Regions from separate parts of the Homo sapiens genome. Here all the other regions are linked to region 1. Evidence: chromatin loops called from intact Hi-C (ENCODE). Cell type or tissue: Calu3. All regions are shown on one strand. Region 1 holds the start of CRISP3 (cysteine rich secretory protein 3). Region 2 has its middle 18 kb from the start of RHAG. Region 3 has its middle 17 kb from the start of C6orf141.

Region 1 (8,000 bases):
TTAGCTTGACTACTTCCTCCCAATGCTGTTTTTTCCTGAAATGTAATCTGAGGAGTGGATATAATTCCGGGATTGACTCATAAAAGACGTAAGAATAATAGTAAATAATACATAAGCCCACTTCATAAATGAATTGCAAGAATCCTAACAAAATATTAACTCATCAATTTCAAAAATATATTAAAAATATCATGACCAAGTAAAATTATATGAGGACTGCAAGAATAATTCAAAATTAGAAAATTCATTGGTAAAATTCATCACATTAACAGACTAAAGCAAAGTAATATGACAAAAAATACGTCATTAAATTCAACCCCTGTATGTAGTTTTTTTTTTTTTTTTTTTTTTTAAAGAAAAAATAGAAGAGATCATTACTTTGGTAGGAAGCATATACTGCAAATCTATACCCAATATAATGGTTATTGGAGAAATTCTAGGTGCATTTCATTTAATATTGGGAACAAGAAAAGAATGACTAACACTTTTATTTAACACAGTACTGGAGAGATCCTAATCAAAGCCATAAGAAAAGAAAGTATATACATATATATATATATAATATATACAAGTAATGTAATGTATACATTTTATGTTATATATAATAATATAAAATATATTATTATATATAAAATATTTGTAACTTTTGTAAGAGAAGACGTAAAATTGTTATTGTTTTCAAATGATAAGATCATCTATCTGGAGAACACACCAAAATTAACAATTTTGCTAGATGCACTATCAACTTACAAAAATACCATTTCTATTACTGGAAACACTCAACTAGAATATAAGATTTAAGAAACACTTATAACAGTTAAAAAAACTATACAGTATCTGGGAAACAACAAAACAAATTTAAAAATCCTTTTTGGAAAAAATCTTAAAACTTTAATAAAGAACATAGCAGAAGTTCTGAATAAATTGAGAGTTTTGTAATGCTTTTAAATGGTACATGTTAGCATAAAGATATCAATCCTAAACTAACCTGATAATTGTTTACTTTAATTCCAATACAAATTTTAAGTGGCTTATGAATAACTGAGTAAACTTTTAAAAGAAGAATTGCTTGGGCGCAGTGGCTCATGCCTGTAATCCTAGCACTTTGGGAGGCCAAGGAGGGTGGGTTGCCTGAGCTCAGGAGTTTGAGACCACCCTGCGTAACATGGTGAAACCTCGTCTCTACTAAAACTACAAAAGTTAGCCGGGCATGGTGGTGCATGTCTGTAATCCCAGCTACTGGGGAGGCTGAGGCAGGAGAATTGCTTGAAACTAGGAGGTGGAGGTTGCAGCGAGCCGAGAGTGTGCCACTGCACTCCAGCCTGGGCGACAGAGCAAGACTCCATCTCAAAAAAAAAAAAAAAAAAAAGGAAGAAGAAAAGAAAAAGAAAAAAAAGAAAGAATTAATTGGGTTATCTTTTCATATTAGTTATTAAGATAGACTTCAAACATTTGTTGACAAAAATTTAATATTATTGTAGGAACAGATAAATCAACTGGTGGAGGAAAATACAAAACTTAAGAGACAGACCAAACATCGTAACATTAAAAAGCAAAGGAGGAAGAACAGACTATAGAAATATTTTAAAGGATTACGTGGATTAGAAAAGATGTCAAAAGCATTAACACATGTGAGTATAATGTGTGCACTATAGGTATAGACACATTTATAAACTAGTCACAGCACAGAAAAGTATTTGATGCAATATTTTCTTACTTAAAATTTAATAGTTAATCTTTATTCTGATCACTTTCTTTCATCTTATTATGTATCTGTGATACAGAAAGCAGCCTATGCCAATATGCAAAGTTTGCAAAACTGCTAGACTTCATCAAGTAAGAAATTCGTAAAGATATCCAAATAAGAATAGCTGTCTTGCATTTCTTGAGAAGCACTTTTTTTTCAAGGATGAATTCCCTCCCTTTTACTTGAATTCAATAAATAACGTAACTGAAATTCATAGCAATTATCAGATTTACATTACTTGAGAATTCTGACACTCTTCCTCCCAATTCATCCCTGCCTGTTACAAATCAGAAGCCCCAATTTACCTCATAACTTATCAATGTAGGGTAACTCCCAGGCTTGAAACTTGTCATCAATTTAATTTCTTTTGATCCACTTTCAGAGGTCTTAGTCATACAGGCAGACATTCTAGATTTGGTTTTAACTAGCAGAAGAGGCAACACCGGATCTTCTATGGCTATTGCAAATACTCCCAGAGTTTCCTGGATAGCATTTAGCCACAGGGAAGAAAAGCATTTTACTTTAAAATCTTCTGTCTAGTGGTAAATAACCCCTTTCATGTTGTCATTAGGTAGTTCTGTGGTCTCCTACTATCTGACTCTTCAGAATCACTTCTAATATGCTACGGAAGATAAAGCCGTATGTGGAAATTGCTTCCTTAGATGAAATATGCACGATAGATATTATATTTAAATTACCTACATAAACATGACTGAGTAGACTGACTTTTGACTGAAAAACTTCTAAAAGCCTTTTTTTTTTGTTTTTGATCTGAGTGCATTTCATGAGGTAAATTGCATTTTATGTTGATGGTCTTTAATAAAATACTTTTTAATCTTGAGATCAGTGCTATAATTTTGTTTTGACCAATTTAAAACTTTTGCTATGGCATCCCATATAGCTGTATGTTTTAATATTAGTAAAAGTTACTGATGTGAAAGTATGCACACACATATATTCATAGTTTTTCATTTTTCTATTAAAAATAGTTCTAGTACAATTGTTTCCACAAGTCATAGACATGGGAATTAGTTATATTACTTTAGAATGAAAGGTAAAAATTTATTTAAATTTCAAACTGGATAAAAGTGCTTTTGGAATAATAAAGCTGTCTATGTATTAGCTTCTCAGCTTAAAATGAATATATTAAGATAATTACTCTCATTAAAAGTTATCAATAAACTTTGGAAAATTGTAGATAAAATATACGAATATATCACTTTATCATTGATAAGGTATAAATGTGTTGTTCACCTTGAAATAAATAATGTTCACCTTGAAATAAAGGAGTTATCACTTACCAGTGGTTTCCAGAGCAGGATGAAGTATTTGTTTCATCTATTGACAGAAGGAAGGTGCAGAGAGAGAAGGTTAGAGCCGTATATATGAAACACCTATTTCCTGTTTTGGCAAATTCTGGTTGTGCAAGTAACTCTAGATCAACAAGGCCTGAAACAGGATTTGTCATACCAGTAGTCTCAAATTTCATTGCTGGTTTTCTAGTCATGATTTTGAAATTATTTGGTGATTCCTCAAATGGCTTTTAAAAATAAATTGCTATATCAAGTTTTGTAATTGTGCATTTATTCTTTGAAGTTCATATATTACAATTTATCCATGTTTTTGCCAGTCAATAGTTTGAAAATTCTTAGCCCAATTATTAGCATCACAACATTAGAGTTTTCAGAATTATTTCTGTTGGATTGAAATTAAGCTCATAATTTTTATGAACTCTAGAGAACACAATGTTTTTTACAGCTATCTAAAATGTTTATTAATAATCTATTGGACATTACTGTTTTGGATAATAATTTTATCTTTAATGTTTGTAAATACAAGGCCACAGTGACTTTCAGAACTCAATGGCCAAACACACCATAACTCATTGGTATTTCTATATTCAAAGATGTGCTGTATTTACTTGTATTTTCTGGTTGTATAAAATTAAAGATAATATTGATCTCCAAGCTAAATTATCATTATTTGGTTCTGTTCATCTATGGAAGATGTCAATCATTCCAGGCTTGTTTCCATAGCACAATAATGAAGTGGGGTGGACTAACAATTTCAGATTTCCTCTGATTCTAAAATACAATAATCTTAAATATTGAGTTTATATAAATAAAGAAGTATAAATTAATAAATCACAAGTAGCATATACATAGCACGCAGACATTTCTGCATGCTCATATTGGCATATAGATTGCACCTTGTGGTGCATAATTCAATAGTTTCTGTTCATTTTCATTTTTATATTTAGCTTTATTGATCAATGTGACAAAATGTATAATCACAGATCAATGTCTACACAATAGGCACATTTTAAAATTATAGTTAATTTTGAGTTCAAGAATTGGATACTTCTAAATGTCTGTTATAAGAGAGTTGAGAACTCAGAAACTCAGGTCAGATTTTACCATTAAAAAATGGTTAACCATTTGCTGCCATGTCTCCAAGTAACTCCTAGAATCTGTTTACTTTATGAACATGTGAAGTGGAAGCTCTCAATAAACCAAATCAGCTATGTGGAAAAAATCACCATGGAACAACCTTCTACACAATCCTCTTTCTGTGGCAAAATGTATTTTGTGGGGAAGGACCAGACCCAGAAGCATCCACAGCCCATTCTCTTCTCTACTTAGTGGTGTAGAATGTTGTTAAAAGCTTGATATTTCTGTTTTAATGGAAATGGGCTAAATTTCTATACCAATGTGTATTGGGAAATTTTTATATTTTATTATTTTATTTTATATCATATTTTATTTTATTTGAAGCAGGATCTCACTCTATCATCCAAACTGGAGTGCAGTGGTTAGATCAGAACTCATTGTAGCCTTGAATTTCTGGGCTCAAGGGATCTCCTATTTCAGCTTCCCAAGGAGCTGAGACCATGGTGTGCACTACTATACACAGCTAATTTTTTAAATTTTTTTGTAGAGACAGAGTCTTGCTATGTTGCCCAGCTAGTGTCGAATTTCTGGCTTCAAGCAATCCTCCTGTCTTGGCCTCCCAAAGTTCTGGACTTACAGGCATGAGCCACAGCACCTACTTTATTAGGAAATTATTATTCTGATTGTAAATTTTCATATTTATCATAAATGGGAATAATATTAATTGTATTTAATTGTGATACATAATATATGTAAGCTGCCTGCCATGTAGTAAGTATTTCCAGTGTTAATTCTCTCCCACTTTATGCACTTTTCTTCTGTATCTAGACAAACCTACCCCTAATATTTGTAAGCTGTGGGATTGCACTTGAGTTTTAGGACATGGTTTGACTTACTAAGCTATAGGCAGTTCTGTGAGAAATTACCATAAGTAGACACAAAACAGTATAAAAAGGAAAAATATTTTTGCCTCATTATTCAAACTTGATAGTTTTTCTCTAACTTTTTACTGAGTTATGACTAAATGACCACTAGATGCACCATGATGTAGAAGGCATTTTGCTTGTCAAATATTGGTACATTTATTATTAAGCTAAATAAGTATATGTGGTCTTTTTGGGTCACAAAATACCATACACACGTTGGACTGACAGACTGACTTCAATCTGACCTTAAGTGTCCAAAATGGCTGTTTCTAGTCACCTTTGTTCTCTCATTTCCCATGATTAGGTTGTCTTTTCTGTATTTACGTGTCCCAAGGTCATTGCTGGCCCTTCATGATCCATGTCTCCCAATTTTAGCAGTGAGTGTCTTCCAGCTCTTATTTGGATATCTAAGTTCCATCTTAAAAGAGCAAATAGTTTGTTCCTGTATATACATTTTAATCTATTCCCACTATTCTATTGAAACTTATCAATGAGTCTCTTAGCGACTGTTGCTATTAATCATTACATTTTGTTTTAGGAATGCTCCTTTTCTTACTCTTTAAAATTATTCTTCTATTCCTATGCTTTGACTAGTACAGTGTAACCAGATTGTCTATAATATGAATAAATAAAGCACAGCTTCCATCTCTTCCTAGTCAGCCCTTCTCTCATCTTAGATACAACAACATCTGAATGCTGCCTTCCTGGGATTTCTACACTGACCACCCAAAACTGACTAGTTATTACAAGGGCAACTGGGATCCCTGCCTTACAGCTGAACTCTTGACCCAGCTTTTTATGACTTTTACTTCCCCATTATTACCAACTACCTATAGTTTACTGATTACAGTCTTTGGAAATTGCCAGGTCTGAGAAATCCTTTCTGAGCTTCAGTTTTCTCTTCTCTGAAATGTGAATTTTCATATCATACGTTGGTTTTAATGACTGAAAAGCATAATTTGTGTATAAAAATGTACTGAATACATAATTAAACTATTAGTGCGATGCTTGGCATGTGACACTCAATAAATGGAATTATTAACATTTGTATTATTATCCCTTCCAAAGCCTGGTATTTCCTGAGTACATAAAAGTCTTCCACGAATGCATTTTGTTTGATTGAACTGCCAATTCAGGAGTCTTTATAAGAAGTCTTTCTTGTTTTAGGTATTTAGGAAACAATCATAGTTTAACCAGAAATTCAAGTGTTTAAGGTGCAGTTCTATCAAAGCCTGTCAGGGTGACTTTAACAAAATGATTGAGCATCTCTCATTTTCTGTATCCTCACCAATAAATTAAGGAGCACAGACTCAGGTGCATTTTAGAATTAGAATTAATTTTACTCTGCTCTCATTAATAAATAGTAGATTTATAAATCAGTTGTTGTTTTGTTGAATTATCCTTTAATATAATGGTTTAATTTAGTGACTTATTAATTTCCAAGAAAGGTATAGTCTGTGTGTCAATTTATTTGCATTTTTCTCTTGCTTCCTCAGTCCCTTTGGTTAATATCCTGATTACTTTTTGTCACTCAATGCCTAATTATATGAGTGAAATATCAGAATTATAAATTATTTATGTGTTTCACCATTCAGTGTATTATTTATTACACACACACAAACACACATGCACACACCCATATAAGATCACACGATCTTAGGTCAGGTTTGCAAGAAATACACTGAGACACAAATTACATTGGCTCTGATTTATTGAGGAAGTACATTGCAGCAGAAAGGAAAAGAGTGAAGCAGGTCAGGGGAGGACAAAGAGCTAAAGAAGAATGTGTTCTCAGGTAAAATCTAGTCTTCCCTGATTAATAGAGGCAGTGCTGCAGACAGCCTTTTTAAACCTATGAACAGTCAGTCATTAGTAACAGTGGGGAGATGACAAGGTGGTTCTCCTCTGCCAAAGGCAATTCTCTTGAGAGGGGGCAGATGTGGGCACAGTAGCTAATTCTCACAACATCTGGGGGACAGAAGCATTGCCTCTGGGATGGGATCTCTGTGCAATACCTAAACAGCATCCACCATAATATGGGATAATATTTGCATTATTACAATAGTTGCATATTATAAAGATGATGTAAAAAACAGTGAAGGTGCTTATCATGATCACATGATTCATTTATCTCATTTTAAAAGTGAAGGAGCAGACAAAATAACTTAAAAAGTCCTTCCATATTTAAAATTATGTATGTCTCTGTTTAAGGAAAAGGGAAAACAAGGCTCTGTCTTGCTTCTTTCACTAATTGGATGTATTTGTTTGCTAAGTCCTTGACTCTTGCTAGTCTTGGTTTTAATCCAATTCTGTTTTCTTGCCTGTAAAATAGAGACAAAAATAATACCTAGTGTTGTGAGGATCAAAATGTTGGTGTGTAGAAAACATTTTTTGACTGTACTAACCTGAGTGCTAAGAGAACTGAAAAATTCTGTCCCTGAGTTACTGAAGCAGTAAGACTAGCATGTGAAAAAAAAAAACTGTAGAAAAACATATGAATCCACGTGATTGGTGATAATATCTGTATTGCCCATTGTAATGGCTGTAAGAATTCAAGTAGAGGAATACACTTTATGGGTAAATAAAAGATGTTTATATACCAAAAATTGGAGATGAGTTGGTATTAATGGATGAACAAACTTTGGGCCCGAATGAAGTTAACAAATCCAACTTTGATTTTTTTCAATGTACATATTTATTTTTAAAATTGACATACAAAATCGTATGTATTTATAATGAACAACATGTCTTGTAGTAGAGTAAGTCCTCATACATCACAAATAGGTCCTGGAAAATGATGCATAAAAACAGCATTTTTTTCTCATTGACATTATAATGATATGATGTTGAAAAAAACGATGTTATTAAAAGATGTGCTGTATGTTGTTTCACTTGAAGTCGCAGTTTCCAAAAATGTATTGACTGTGTTAAATGAGG
Region 2 (8,000 bases), 90 kb before region 1:
AACATTTGAAGCTGCAGAAAAAAAAGAGACGGTTTAAAACCTTAGTTTCATGGTTGTTTTTAAACTTTTGAACACATGATAATTTAATCTTCTGAAAGCTGATATTCTGTCAAGGTGGGGGACTTGAGAGGAAAGGCAAGGTGACTTTTGGATAATGCCACATAATATTCACAGACAAAACAGTAGTGTTCTTTTACTATTCTGGATGATATCAAATGTTGGGACAAGGCTTTTTTTGGTATTGCTTGACTCCTGGATGTGTGTGAAATCAATGAAGAGTTACACATCCTCCTCCAAAAAGGCCTTTTTTCAAGGCTTTGTTAGTGATCTGCAGCATACAGTCCGTTGGAGACTGCCATCACTTACGGTCAAGTTGTCTTTCAACTGATGAACTGTTTGCCATCTTACATGTATCTGCTGTACTCTGAACTGATATAGCAGCTTGAGAACTCCAAACCTTACAGAAACACATAAATGTATTGCATAATACATTATATACTGGATAAATTATGAACACTCCTGAAAAATGCCACTCTCTTAACTTACTCCAGACTTCCCTCTCTCAGGAATAATTGTTTATTCTTCACATTCCAACCATGTTCTATTCTCTTAAATACTGTTTTTCCCCTTTACAAGTCTTGTGTTCAGCAACTTCTGCTCCTTAACACTTTAAGCCAAAAATTATTAAGTATTATAATGAGCTCCTCAAAATCTAGATCTTCTCTACCTAGTCAAATCATTATACATACCTTAAGTATGCTCTTCACAATTAAGCTAGGCCAGAGTCACTTCTTTTTTCCGGTGACTTTTGTTTTGGATTTAAATCTTTACTTGTACTGTCTAAGAGGGCCATCACTGTCCTCTCAAAAAACTATCTTCCATCTATTTATCATTGTCCCCACTCAATTTTTCTCCTCTGCAACAGCTTTCCTAATTACAGTCTGTTCTCTGTATCTGTGGGCTTGGCATTTGTGGATTTGAAAATATTAAGAAAAAATTCCATGTTGAATCTATGCAAATGAAATGAAGTGTAGGCATTGTATTAGATATTACAAGCACTCTAGCAATCATTTAAAGTTTATGGGAGGATGTGCATACGTTAATTACAAATACTAGGTTATTTTACATAAGAACTTGAGCATCTGCAAATTTTGGTGCCTGCATGGGTCCTGGAACAAATCCCCATAGCCACCAAGGGATGGCTGTGCTTCATTCCCCATCCCCTTCAATGACTTACTACACCCTTACCCCTTTTATATTTTCCTTCAATTTTAACATTTAATCATAATAATCATAATCACTTGATATAGTTAATTATTTTGTGTATATATATAGTGTTCCAACTCAGTTTAAAGCCTTTGAGAGGCAGAATATGTGCTAAGCATTTATCTTGCTCACGTTGAACTAGATAATAAGTATAGCATTCCAAGGAATGCTAAAACATTTTTGCATTTCTCAGCACTATTGCTTACACCAATCCAGACACAGGTGGGAAAATTTGTAAAATTAGGCTAGGCCAGAGATTTTTTAACCTTTTTTGTGTCATAAAGCCTTTTGAGAATCTAATGAAAAGTTTAATTGCTTTTCATGAGAAATTGTCAAACATTCATATCTGCAGTATTTTGCATGCACTGTCAAAGGATTCATGAATCTTTCAGAGTAACCTTCCCATGAACTTCAGCATAAAAACCTCTGAAACAGAGCATAAGTTCTTGACTTAATAATCTTCACAATTTTATCTATATTTTGTCTATTCAGATATGACAATTTTCTCTATATTTTATCTATTCAGATATGAATCATAGAACTTGCTTTGATGCAAGATTGTCTCAGATCTAGTTTTCAGAGACTTTTAAATACCACTCATGAATAATTATTTAATAACATTGATTATGAAAAACACTTCTCCTTGTAGGAACGCTACAGACTGTAGATGCCTTGGGACATTGCCCATTCATAAAAGGTTGCCTGAGGAAACTGTTTTTCAAGGTGAAGTGACAACCAGTGCCATGTGAGATTAAAGTTTAAGAATAATATGATAATTTATTGAGCATTTATAACTCTGTTAGCTGATAAGCACTTTTCCTGTATTCTTTCACTGAATCCTCCCAAACACTTGATATAATAGGCATTATTTTACTCTTTTCTTAAATAAAGAAACTCAAGGCCCAAGAAACTAAGGAACTTGACCTAAGTCACAGTGCTAGTAAACGCTGGAATTAGAATTTGAGCTCATTGAATAGTCTCTGGAGCCTCTTCCCATAATCATGATGCTATATTACCACTCTGATTTTGAATGACTCCACACTCAGAGAACATGTCTTTGGACAGAAAGTGCACTTTCCTTTACGCACCCCTTTCCTTTTGACCATCTTTTATTCTGGAACCAAATATACAGGAAATTTTGGCATAACCATTGTATCTTGAGTACCATGAAATGCAATTCTATTTGTTTAGGCAGAAGACATTTTTTCCTTAATCCAGCTCTAGCTACAATCGTTTACAGCCCTCAACTTAATCAATATTTATAGAATAGCACTGTTATTCCTATACTCAAACAGTTTTTTGCCATTGTGAAAGAAGGAAGAAGACCAGCAACTTATCTCAGGACTCTTGAAAGTTTGTCAGTGCCCTTTAGTACCAAGTATACCTTTCATTTTAAAAGCGCTTTGTAGTTTTCCTTTTCTCTTGTGCAATTCTGTGCAGGGAATTTTACTGACTCTTATTTCAAAAAGGAAAAAGGTAATGGGTAATTGAAAGGGCAAAGACTTCTGGCTCTAAATTTAGCATTCTCTGTATTTTATTCAGTATTACCATTCTTGCAGGCTTTGAAAGTTATGAGATAGTCCCAAGCTCTTGATAGAGTAAAGCAGTAGGTAAATAGCTGTCTTTAAATATATTATAAGATTTTGAGATATTCAGTGAGTTATTTCCGTGCCCAGCTTTGGTTTTAAAATTAACAGCCATTAAGTCTTCAAAAAAAATAAGTTTAGGTCATCATGATTCAATACATTTTTAGATAACCTATTCTCTAAAAGTAATCTTCCTTCTTTTCTTCTTTCCTCCCTTCCTTCCTTCCTTCTTCCTTCTTCCTTCTTCCCTCCCTCCCTCCCTTCCCTTCCCTTCCCTTCTCCCCTCCCCTCCCCTCCCCTCCGCTCCCCTTCCCTTCCCTTCTCTTCTCCTCTCTTCCCTTCTTTTTTCTCTTTTCTTTTCCTTTCCTTTCCTTTCTTTTTTCTTTTCTATCTTTCTTTCTTCTTTCTCTCTCTCTGTCTATTTTCACCACATTCAATTCCTTTCTTCTTCTTCTTTTTCTTTTGTAGTGAGAATACTTAAGGTCTACCCTATTAGCAAAATTCAAGCATACAACACAGCATGGTTGATTATAGTTACCATGCTATATATTAGATCTCCAGAACTTACTCATTTTGCTTAACTGATACTTTGTACCTTAAAACAACATCTCCCAGATTTTTCCTCCTTCTCTCCCTTGGCAACTACCATTCTACTCTCTGCTTTTATGGCATTGACTATTGTAGATTCCACATGTAAGTGAAATTATCCAGTATTTCTCTTTCTGTGTCTGGCTTTTTTCATTTAACATAATGTCCTCCACATTGATCCATGTTGTCACAAATGGCAGGATTACCTTAAACCGAATGATATTCCATTGGGTTTATATTCCACATTTTATAAAACTGACAATTTTAAATTATCAAGTAAGTAAATAAGAACATCATTGCTAGAAAGGAGGCAGAAAGCCAGGGATGTAAAATTACTCCTTTCAGGTAGAATTTCTGAATACTTGGTTTAAAATCTAGTACTAAAGTATAGTACTAGATTTAAATCTATACTTTACTACTAGATTTAACTAGTTTCATAGTACTCTGTATACATATGTGTGTGTGTTGCATATATTTTGTGTATATATAGGCCATATGTATTTTGCTTGCTATTTTAAAATATCAATTTGTACATTTTCATCCTTTCTTTCTTGACAGCTTTCTTCTTCTTTCTCTTCACAGATTAATAAAGTATGCTGTAAAAATTAGGAGATGACAAGACATTTATAGGGGCTTCCCACACATTCAGGGGGCTTTGTGAAGAGACAGTTTCAATCTGTTTTTCTGTGTTATATTCATAGATCCTGCCTGTTGCATGGAGTAATGAAGAACAGAGAACACACATAGCAGCAGATGGAGTAGAGACATCCTTAAAAGAGGGGGAAAAACCCGGTTTTTAACAATTGCAATTATTTTGCACCTCTCCCAGAGTGACTGGTTTGTCATCTCCCAGGAACAAGCAGCGACAATAGCCTTCCTCCTTGCAGAGCCTCTGTCACTCAGTTTAACCCCACAAATGACCTCACAAACAACTCATCTCATTATTCTTCTCTAATGAGAAGTACACTGATGATGATGATCATCATCATCATTTTGATGTCAGTCTAGTACTTACCTCTTCTTAGATACAAACACTAAAAGTAATAATCCTTCACAACTTATAACTTTTTTTTCAGCATTTGAGTCTCACGATCTTATTAAACTATTATCTCAGTTTTGCTAAGTACGGTGTTTCCCAAAGTATGATCTATAGAGAACCTACATCAGCAACATTTGGGATGCTCGTTAAAGTACAGATTCCTAGATCTTACATAATTAACATTTCTGAAGATGACAAACATGAATTTTAAACAAATTCCTCACATAATCTTTATTCATACTCACGATTGATAGCTACTAGAACAGTACATTCAGATCTCAATGTGCTTACATCCTCCCATGGCTTCTCCCTCAACCATGAGAATAAATTTATTATATGTAATTTGCAGCGATAAATCCACAATACACCTGGGTATGTTTTGGATTGTTAGAAGTTCTGAAGCACACTCTTTCTCATCTAGGTTTTGTTTTCTTAATTTAATTTGTTTTCCAAGTCAATATATTTTTCCTAACTAAATTTCTTGAACTTTAGCCATGTGCTAGAAAGTTTTTTGAAATAAATTGTATTCTCCATTCTGGCAAACAATGGCACTGTATTTCTGTGTTTCTGGAAGAAGACAGAAAATTATTTGAGGGACTATTTTCTCTATTCTCTTATCTTAGATGCATAAAAGTGAGGTTACTTTATTATGTATGATGAATGCCTTAAGGCAGCGGTTTTCAAACTTTTTGGTTTCAGAACCTTTTTATACTTTTAAAAATTAGTGAGGATTCAAAGAGCTTTAGCTTACATGGCTTACAGCCATCAATATTTACCCTATTAGAGCTTAAAATAATTCTATTACCTATTTCCATATTGTAAAACTCATTAAAATTTATGTTATTCTCAGAACAGATCAGAAAGACCGATGTCATATGTGTGCACATATATATTATATATATTTATATATATAATTGTTTCTTAGCTGCTGATAAATTTGTGATCTAAAAATTGTGTCATGTTCATCTTTGCAATTCTTATAAAATATGCACTCAATGAATATTTGCTAAGCTGAATTGAAACAGCTGAAATAACAGTAAACTGGTTGAAAAAGAAATTACTTCCTCTAAAAATTGTAGTTGCCTACACTTCCTGCTTAAATTTAAAAAAATACATCTAGTGGCATACTATTGGAGAGAAGATTTTAAACATCATTCAGATCACAGGCTAATACATTATCTTCTGTTGACAGCACTGAAGACTTGCTCTAAAGAGTCTTCAAATGCTCAACAGCAAAGAGATAGATTATGTATAAAGCAGAATCTTCCTTTATGATCTTTGACATTTTTGAAAAATTAATGACAAGTATACTATCAATGTGTAACTTTCAACTATCAATTTGCTATCAACGTGCAATTTTATCCTCCTTAAGCCCGTATGCCAATGAAGATGAATATCAGTTCTAAATGTGCAGCAGATAGATGGGTATAATTAGAAAAGTTCTGAACTGGAACATTTAGATTTGAGTTTCAGCACCAATACTATCTGGCTGTGTGATATTTTAGAGTCAGCAACCCTGAACTTTAAATTTTTATCTTTCCAATTAAGAGGTTGAATTATTATAATTCTGAAACAAGGTTGTGGTAAAATGTCAAAAACTGGAGACTATCTCTAGCAGGTTATTTTAATTTTAGGAATTATCAAAAAGTCTCAAGAGGACACCCTAAATACTCTCCTCACATTCCTATGATACTATTTCCCTGAATACAGTTAGAACTTTTATTGGGTTAAAATGATAAGCCCTTTACTTTTAGCTGTATAGCAAAATATTTTTACATGCACAATTTTTGGAGGCAACAGCAGGAAATTTATAAACATTTCTCTTTGTTGAACAGTTTTTACCCTCTAGATCAGGAGAAAAGGCAAATATTGTCCAGATTGTATTTTAAACATGTTCATTCTTAACTAAATTTGATAGTGTGGGCATTTGGGAAAGTTCTTTCCAGTATCTCAGTTCTCAAAGGACAAAAATTCTGCCCATGTTCTTTAGAAATAAAACTTTGCAAAGATAGTTTTATTTTTACTTACCAATATGTTATTTTTCACATGGTATTAACCCATTGACAGACAATTTACATAGTAAAATAATTTACACGAAAATATAATGTTTTCTAATTTTAAATGCATAAAAATCACAGGTAACTGTTCAGAAAAGGATTATTATAATTGTCACTTGCACACCCCAACCTTCATATCTTCTTGAGTTAATGTATACCATAACTTGACTGTAAGATTTTTTACCAAAGAGGCCAAACCTATTTGTCGCTAGATAATCTATACAACTCTTCAACATTATTATGACGTAGTATGTGTTCAATAAATATCTATGTGGTAATGATAGTAGAAAAAATGAAATTAATGAGAGATTAGAAAACAAAAAGTCACTATCCAAAATATGTTAGAGTTAAAAAGAAAGTCTATAAAATTTAATAAAGCTAATGATAGAAATTAACAACAAAACTTTAATATTTTTCTTATCTTCATGAATTGCCAAAAAGTACTTTTAGGTGGAAATAACTTTCTGTGCATTTGAGATTTATACAGATTCTATTTCTGTTTCTTTGTTTCTGTCACCACATGAATTATTCACAATATTTCCCAGAATGTCTATTGTCCCACATTGTCTATTGTTTCTGTCTTTATGTTCACATGTACCCAATGTTTAGCTGCCACTTATAAGTGAAAACATGCAGTATTTGGTTTTGTTTCTGTATTAATTTGCCTTAGATAATGGCCTCTAGCTGCACCCATGTTGCTGCAAGGGACATTATTTCATTCTTTTTTTATGTCTGCATAGAATTTTATAGCACGTATGTAACACCATTGATAGACACCTGGGTTGATTCCATGTCTTTGCTATTATGATGAGTGCTGCACTAAACATATGAGTGCAGGTGTCTTTTTGGTAGAACAGTTTATTTTCCTTTAGGTATATACCCAGTAATCCCACATATACAGAATATATACCCAGTAATGGGATTGCTGGCTGGAATGGTAATTCTATTTTTAGTTCTTTGAGAAATCTTAATCTGCTTTCCATAGTGGCTGAACTAATTTGCATTCCCACCAACAATGTATACACTTTTCCTTTTCTCTGCAACCTCACCAACATCTGTTATTTTTAGACTTTTTAAATAAAGATCATTTTGACTGGTGTGAGATGGTTTCTCATCGTAGTTTTGATTTGCATTTCTAGAATGATTAGTAATGTTGAGCATTTTTTCATATACTTGTTGGCTGCTTGTATGTCTTTTTTTGAGAAGTGCCTGTTCATGTTCTTTGTCAATACAAAGACTGTAAAAAAATATCTCTGGGAAGGGTGATACAGCCAACAATTTCCCAACAATTTCTTAGGGACCTAGCAGATGTGGGACTGGAACCCTGAAGCTCCCAGGTAACTGGTTGAGACAAGGCAGATGAGAGAGCCTCTGAAAAGGAGAAGGATTTTTTTTAAGAGATGAGAGAGAGAGAGGATATAAAGTAAACTTTATTAATTTAATTGTTTTACCTACAACTATATC
Region 3 (8,000 bases), 210 kb before region 1:
CTATTAAAAATACAAAAATTAGCTGGGCATGGTGGCACATGCCTGTAAGCCCAGCTGCTTGGGTGGCTGAGGCATGAGAATCACTTGAATCCAGGAAGCAGAGGTTGCAGTGAGCCAAGATAGCGCCACTGCACTCCAGCCTGGGCAACAGAGCCAGACTGTGTCTCAACAAAAAGAAGTAGGAAGAGGCTTGATTAACATAGGTTTTATTTGTTAATTCAAGGAAATTCTTCAATGTAATATAAAAACCAAAAAAAAAGCCTTAAGCAGCGCATTAATCTGTTTGGAAATTAGTTGGGAGGCTATAAGCTAAGCAAAAGGTGGTGGTAGCTTGGATCTGAATGCTAGCAATGATAATGGTGAAAAGTGAACAGTTACTTAAACTATTTAAAAGGAAGAGTTGTCAGAACTTAATAATTTAGTGGCTGTAGGGTATGCTGAGAGAGAAATGTCAAGGATGACTACTGGGCTTCTACGTTGTGAAAGCCACAGCTGGTGATAGTTTTCACTGAGATCAGAAACCCTGGAAAAATCTCAGATCTGGAGCAATTTGTAGCAGGGAAAATTGTTTGTTCAGTTTTGGGATGTTGAGTTTTGAAACATGCAAGTGATGGGACCAAGTTGGATATTTGAGTCTAAATCTCAGAGAATTTATTTGGGATAGATGTATTGACTTAGATGATAACAGATATAGATATAGATATAGATATAGATATAGATATAGATATAGATATAGATATAAATATAGATATAGATAACAGATAACTGATATAGATGATAACAGAAGCCATGAATTTAGCTGAGGTTGTCTAGGACTGAACCTTAAATGCATCAACTATTTAAGGCAAGGGAAAAGAAAGGCTCTGGAATAGGAGAAGGAGCAGCCAGAAGATAGGAGGAAAGCCAGGAGATGACTCCCATGGAAGAGAAAGAAGAAAAATTTAAAAATGGAGGGATGGTCAATGGTGTCAAATTATGCTGAGAGGTCAAGAATACATTAGGAATGAAACATCTTCATTCCATATTTCACTCTCAAATATTTTAAACATATGTACCAAAAAGAAGCCAGAAACTGCATATTGCATAATCCTGTTTCTATAAAGTTTAAAACCAGGCAAAATGAATCTATATCTGTAGAAGTCAGGAAGTAATTACCCTTCAGAAGGATAGTAAGTAAAACTGGACATGAAATGGCTTCTGGATTTCCAGTAATATTCTGATTCTTGACTTGGGTGGGTTACAAAGGTGTGTTCACTTTGTAACACTTTGTTACACAGCTGTGTTCCACTTGGTAACACAAGTATGTTCCCTCCAGCCCTGACTTAGCCAGGCCCTTCCCTGCTGGGCTCAGTCTTTCCATAGGCAAATCTGCATGACTAACCACCTCCTCCTCGCCCCCTGTGAGTCAGGGCCTAGAGCATATGATTATCAAGCTATATAATTATGATATATCTACTTTTCTGTATGCAAGTTGTACTGCAATAAGGAATATTCGTTAATAAAAAACAGGCCTGAAATCTGGAAAAAAAATGCATATTTCCATTACATAAAAATCCCACTTTTTAAAATTTATATTGGTATAATATAAAAGTATGCAAAGATTTGTATAAAAGGATGTTTATTACAGCATTGTGTGTAAAGGTGAAAAAACCTAAATATTTTAAGTAATTCACTGGTTAAATATAGTACAAGCATTCGATGAAATTTTATGGAGTACTAGAAAACTAGGTTTGGTGATACAGAAAAGATGTACATAATAACACTAAATGCAAAAACAATTACAGAAAATATGTGTAATCCATTTGAAATTCAACTGTGAAGGTAAAGAGGGGGCAAGTATGTAGGTAAATAGTTTTGAAGACAGTTTAATAGGTTTTATTAAAGGTAAAAGTTGGTAAATGGTGGCACGTATTTTATGGTGTGGCTATGGTTAGATATAATGATAAAGGGAGTCAGTACAGGCAACATGCTCAGCTTCCTGAGACGTGTGTTTCTCTGTTTGGGATAAATCTTGACTAGGTTTTGTAAGCATCTGTATATTTTAGCAAGAATGAGTATTCAGTCTGCCTAAGAATCACTGAAGAGACATAGAGGGGAATAACTGAAAATTCAACTGCTCAAACTTTGGGAGCAAGAGAGGGAAGTGCAATTGTGGGGAACATTTATACAGCCTCTAAAATAGAATCTCATTTAATAATACAAGATTTGATTCTGTTAATTTTGCATTTTTTTAGTCACTAAGTTTTGTTCAGTGATTTGAATTTTCAGAAAGAACATGAGATAAATATATATTAAATTTCCTTAAGCTGTCCTTGATACACCTCAAATTTTGTATCCTTTTTCTAACCTCAATAAATACTAGGGGCAAGGAAAAAATGACAATGAAAGTAAAAGGTAGCAGATGGAGTAACAAAACATGGAGTACAAATATTATTTCTTCCTTCTTGCCTGAAATGGTTGGATTAAAATTATTTGTTTCAGTGGGGAAAATGAAGATAGTAGAAACATAAAATACATATTTTTTTTTCTACATCAGTGTGGCTAGTTAACATTTCCTAAGCTTCTCATAGCCCAGGGTTCTCAATCCAAGCTCCAACAATAAAACCTAATCATTAATAACACTTTGCTTTTTCTGATCTTGGCCCTGAAGGATGGAATAAAAGAAGGAAGATAGTCATTCCTAGTGTCTCCTTTTTTCCTTACCCCCTCCCACCTCAGTAGTTCTAGTGTCATATGTGTTCCCAGGACTGTCCCAATTTTGTTCACCACTTGAGGAAATTTTTTCCTTGAGACAACTTGTTCACTTCTTAATCTTGCTCTAGTGACTTAAAAAATTACAAAACGCATAGCTAATGTCTGAATTTTCCTCTTACTAATTTATGTGCAATTTTCCCTTCCACCAACAGGTGTATGTGTTTCCAAGGCAAAATATGCTTTAGGTTTTAAACACTGTTTGTTACAAGACATTGCTTATGATAGGACTATGAGACATTCAGTTAATACTATGTAGTTATTGCAGTGAACACTAGATGTCAGATTTTACTTCTAGATTATTTCCCAATAGAGGGCGCACTTGAATTGTTTCTAAACATTTCATTAGAATTTTTGCCGCATTTTGAACTATTTCCTTTCAGCAGATTCCTATAAGCTTAACTACTATATCAAAGGATATGAACATTTTTAAATCTAAACATATAATGTGTAACATTTGTTTCAAATGATTGTGCCAACCTATCCCATTTGACCTCACTGTCCCAGAGCTGAGTAGTTCTTTTTTCTTTTTCTTTCTTTTCTTTTTTTTTTTTTTTTTTGTTGTTGTTGTTGTTGGTTTGTTTCTTTTTTAAGGCAGAATCTCGCTCTGTCGCCAGGCTGGAGTACAGTGGCGCGATCTTGGCTCACTGCAATCTCCACCTCCCGGGTTCAAGCAATTCTCCTGCCTCAGCCTCCCAAGTAGCTGGGATTACAGGCATGGACCACCACACCCAGCTGATTTTTGTAGTTTTAGTAAAGACGGGGTTTCACCATGTTGGTCAGGATAGTCTCGATCTCCTGACCTCGTGATCCACTCGCCTTGGCCTCCCAAAGTGCTGGGATTACAGGCGTGAGCCACCACACCTGGCCAAGCAATTGTTTTACATTGTAAGTGATGGATAACAAGATCTTGCTAATTTGATTGGGAGGGGAGCACTTATGTTTACTGGAATTTATGGGTCTTCGATTTTTAGCAAGATTATTGTCATCATTTTTAATACTCTTTTGCAATGATACAAATTATTTCTGTATACCTGCTAGATTCTTGCTGTATTTTTAAACCATTAACTACAAGAGACTGTTTACCTATTGAGAATATAAGGCCCTTTGTTATTTGCTGCAAAAATTTCAGACTTTTATTCATGTAATAGACTAATATTCATGTAATAGAATATTAGATATGATGCTTTTAAATCTTTTAAATATTTGACATTTCTATTCTATCAATCTTTTACTTTTATTTTTACATTGCTTTATTTTAAAATTTAAAAAGTTATTTTAAAATGTCATGAAATAAATCTTTATTACAAAAATTGAAATTGAACAGTATATAACTACATACATATAAAGTATACAGTGAGTTTCTAGTCTCTCATCTCTCATGCCTGCTACTTTCCAAGAATAACAATTGTTAATAGTTTATATATCCATCCAGAATTCTCTCCATATGTGTTTGTGTGTGCATATTACATAATAAAAACACATAAATATACTTTGTCACTTATAAAGTGGAATCACATCGTATATTGCTTTGCAACTTAGTTTTCAACTCAACAATATAGCTTGAGTATCTTTTCATGTTAGTTCATACAGATTTTTCTTATTTTATTTTAGATTCAGGAGCTACATATGCTTGTTTGTTACATGGGTATATTGCATACTGGGGAGGATTGAGCTTCCAATGTACCCAAAACCCAAATAGTGAACATTTTATCTAATAGGTAAATTTTCAACATTATCCCTCCTCACATTCTCCCCACTTTTGGATCCCCATATCAATTTTTCTTTCTTTTCCTCTTTTTTTTTTTTTTTTTTTTTTTTTGAAACAGAGTCTTGCTCTGGCGCCAGGCTGGAGTGCAGTAGCACGATTTCAGCTCACTGCAACCTCCGCCTCCCGGATTCTCCTGCCTCAGCCTCCCGAGTAGCTGGAATTACAGGCATGTGCCACCATGCCCGGCTAATTTTGTATTTTTAGTAGAGACAGGGTTTCACCATGTTGGCCAGGATGGTCTGGAACTCCTGAGCTCATGATCCGCCCACCTCAGCCTCCCAAAGTGCTGGGATTACAGTCATGAGCCATTGCCCCCTGCCTCTTTTTTTAATGATTATGCTAAAAATTGTATTCCACTCAAGATTCAGTGACTTAAGTCTTGTTCTAAAAATCTAATTGTTTGATTTTTTTTGCTTTTCATTATTATATGTAAATTTAGTGGTTTGAAGTTTTGTGTTTAATTAAATACATAAGAAATGTATTTTGGTTTGTGATGTGAACTGGTCTAATTTTATTTATTAACTATTAAGAAGTTTTCCAAGCAATATTTATAAATAAGAGACATGAGCCTTTTTAATAGCAATGACTTAAGTATTAACATATGTGTTCAAGTCACAAATGAGTTCATCATAATTAGTTCTTACCTATTTATTAAAAGATATCCAAGGTCTTATACTGAAGCGGTTCTACTTTGCCTTACTTGCTGGTTTTATTGGTAAAAGTAGAAAAATGATGTTTCTTTTAAAGTGTTCTATTATTTGTGGAAATATCTTCTTTTGAATAGGACACTCAACATTATGTTTATCTTTATTATATGTCAATTGTATGGGGAAAATACAAGTTTTTTTAATTTTTGACTTTCTGGGGCTAGATAAGTTTATTCTAGAGTTCACATGTAAAATAAATAGGTAAGAGTAGCAATACAAAGTCTGAAACAGCAAGATAAAAGAATAGGTTAACCTCACCAGTATTAAAATACACTATAAACCTTCTATAATTTTAAACAATGTAGAATGGTACATGATTATGCAGAACAGTAAGACAGAAAAAAAGTTCAGAAATAACAACAAATAGCTAGGAAAGTTTAGAGAAAGATAAAAGTGTAATCTCAAATCACCTGGGTAAAAATGCTATTTTAAATAAATGATAATGAGACAACTGTACAGTAATTTGAAAAAAGTAAAATAAAATTGGATCCATAACTCACACTCTATACCACAATGAATTCCAAATTAATCCAAGGTATAAAATAATTTAAAAGTGCAAGGTGGCTCATACCTGCAATCCCAGCATTTTGAGAAGCTGAGGCAGGAGGATTGCCTAAGCTCAGGAGTTCAAGACCAACCTGGGCAACATAGTTAGACTCTAGTCTCTACAAAAAAAAATTGTTTTAAAAAATTAGCCAGGTATGGTGGTGTGTGCCTGTAGTCCTAGCTACTCGGGGGGCTGAGGCAAGAAGATTGCTTGAGCCTGGAAGGGAGAAGCTGCAGTGATCTGTGATTGTGCCACTGCACTCCAGCCTGGGCAACAGAGCAAGACCTTGTCTAAAATAAAAATAAAAATAAAAAATAAATAAACAAATACTTTAAAAAAGAAGTCACACATTTACTAAAAGAAAACATGGGTTTGTTTTATTATAACCTAGATATGAGGTTATAATATCTAGGTTATAACAAAAACTACAAACCAAAACAAATTTAGAAGCAATAAAAGAAAAAAATTAAGCTCAGTACATTGAGTAGAAATGTATGGTGCATGTATGTAATTGTTCAATTGCAAAACAGCATAGCTACAGCAACAATACAAATGACAAACTAAGAGCAACAATTAGCAACTTATGTCAGAGATAAAGCGCTATTTTCTACAACATGTAAACAGTCCCAAAAATTGAGAGATGAAAAATATTTAAAACCGAACAGAAAAATGGGCAAGTGACATAGTTAATTCACAGAAAAATATAAACAAAGTGGCTGCTAATCATATGAAAAGATGCTTAAATTCACTCAACAGAAAAATGCTATTTAAACTATAATGAGATACGATTTCTAATCTATCAGATGGCCACAGTCAAAAATCTTGAAAATTAAATACTGACGAATTGTGGAAAATTGGCCTATATATACATTGGTACTGAGCACATAAAGTATTACATTTCCAGTGAGGGGAATTTAGTAATAGCTAATAAAGTACGTATGCATTTACTCAAGCAATTCAATGTCTAGGAATTTACCCTGAGATTTCCCCCGTGAATATAAAACAAATGTTTGCACAAAGTAATTCATGCTGATATATTATTTGTAGTTGCAACTTTTGGAAACAACCTAAATTCCCAAGGTTAATAATCTAGTTGAATAGATTATGATACGTGCACACAATGGAGCACTATTCTCCATGATATTTTTAAGTATGAAAAAAACCTAGGTGCACAAGAATAAGAAACACGTACATCAACATAGATCTCTACTTATTTTGCAAATAGCAACTCAAAAAAATTAAATCAGAAACTTTTAACAAAAAATGACCTATAAATAGTGGAGATTGGACTAAGGACACACTCCCTTGAATATATCCCTTTTACATAGTTTTGAACAAGGTATAAACCTGTGATTAAAAATAATATCAGGCTGGGTGCAGTGGCTCACGCCTGTAATCCCAGCACTTTAGGAGGCCAAGGAGGAATGATTGCTTGAGCCCAGGAGTTTGAGACCCACCTGGGCAACATAGTGGGACTCTGTCTCTAAAAAAAATTAAAACAGAAAAACAAAAAAATAAAAATAATATCTACTCCCTAGTTCTACCCACTGAAAAGACCTACAACTACTCCTGAGAAACAATGACCATTCCTAGTATCCAGATCTTTGTTTCTAATACATGTTAGGAGGAGTAAGACTTTTGATAAAAAGTCTACTTCTAGGTCCCTGGCAAGGAAAGATCATCTTGGGCAAGAAAGTAACAAAGTGGGGGCCGGGGCGCAGTGGCTCAAGCCTGTAATCCTAACACTTTGGAAGGCTGAGGCACGTGGATGACCTGAGGTCATGCCTTCGAGACCAGACAAGCCAACATGATGAAACTCCGTCTCTACTAAAAATACAAAAATTAGTTGGGCATGGTGGCACACGTCTGTAATCCCAACTACTCAGGAGGCTGAGGCAGGAGAATCACTTGAACCCGGGAGGCAGAGGTTGCAGTGAGCTGTGATCGCATCACCGCACTCCAGCCTGAGTGATAGAGGGAGACTGTGTCTCAAAAAAAAAAAAAAAAAAAAAAAAAAGAAAGAAAGAAAAAGAAAAAAAAGTAAAGAAAGAAAGTAATGAAGTGTGTGGACTAAATGTGATCTTGTCAAAAGTAAACAAAACTGGTGTAACAGAACTCTAACTTGCCAAATTTAGTATAATTTGAGCATCAAAAATAACAACAATGGCAATGAATAACAGACTGATTTTTAAAAAATACTTATGTCCACAATGATATAAAAGCA

The links. Peaks named below come from ENCODE experiments on the same cell type or tissue, not always from the same donor. Only the 100,000 strongest peaks of a DNase experiment are listed, where the experiment ranks them.
Region 2: a loop joins it to region 1, with 2.1 times the contacts of the local background. A loop is called at or near these places in 3 of 110 quality-filtered maps.
Region 3: a loop joins it to region 1, with 2.3 times the contacts of the local background. A loop is called at or near these places in 2 of 110 quality-filtered maps.

What each region holds. Positions count from the first base shown.
Region 1 is chr6:49,741,283-49,749,282 of GRCh38, forward strand. CRISP3 (cysteine rich secretory protein 3) reads right to left here and starts at 3,106. Exons shown (of 8, transcript NM_006061.4): 1 at 3,049-3,106. The coding sequence starts at 3,085. In Calu3, no CTCF peak of the experiment used is centred here; no DNase peak of the experiment used is centred here.
Region 2 is chr6:49,650,956-49,658,955 of GRCh38, forward strand. No RefSeq gene overlaps it. Among named protein-coding and RNA genes, the nearest start is that of RHAG, 18 kb to the left of the region's middle. In Calu3, no CTCF peak of the experiment used is centred here; no DNase peak of the experiment used is centred here.
Region 3 is chr6:49,529,256-49,537,255 of GRCh38, forward strand. No RefSeq gene overlaps it. Among named protein-coding and RNA genes, the nearest start is that of C6orf141, 17 kb to the right of the region's middle. In Calu3, a CTCF peak has its summit at 3,078 (motif pointing right); no DNase peak of the experiment used is centred here.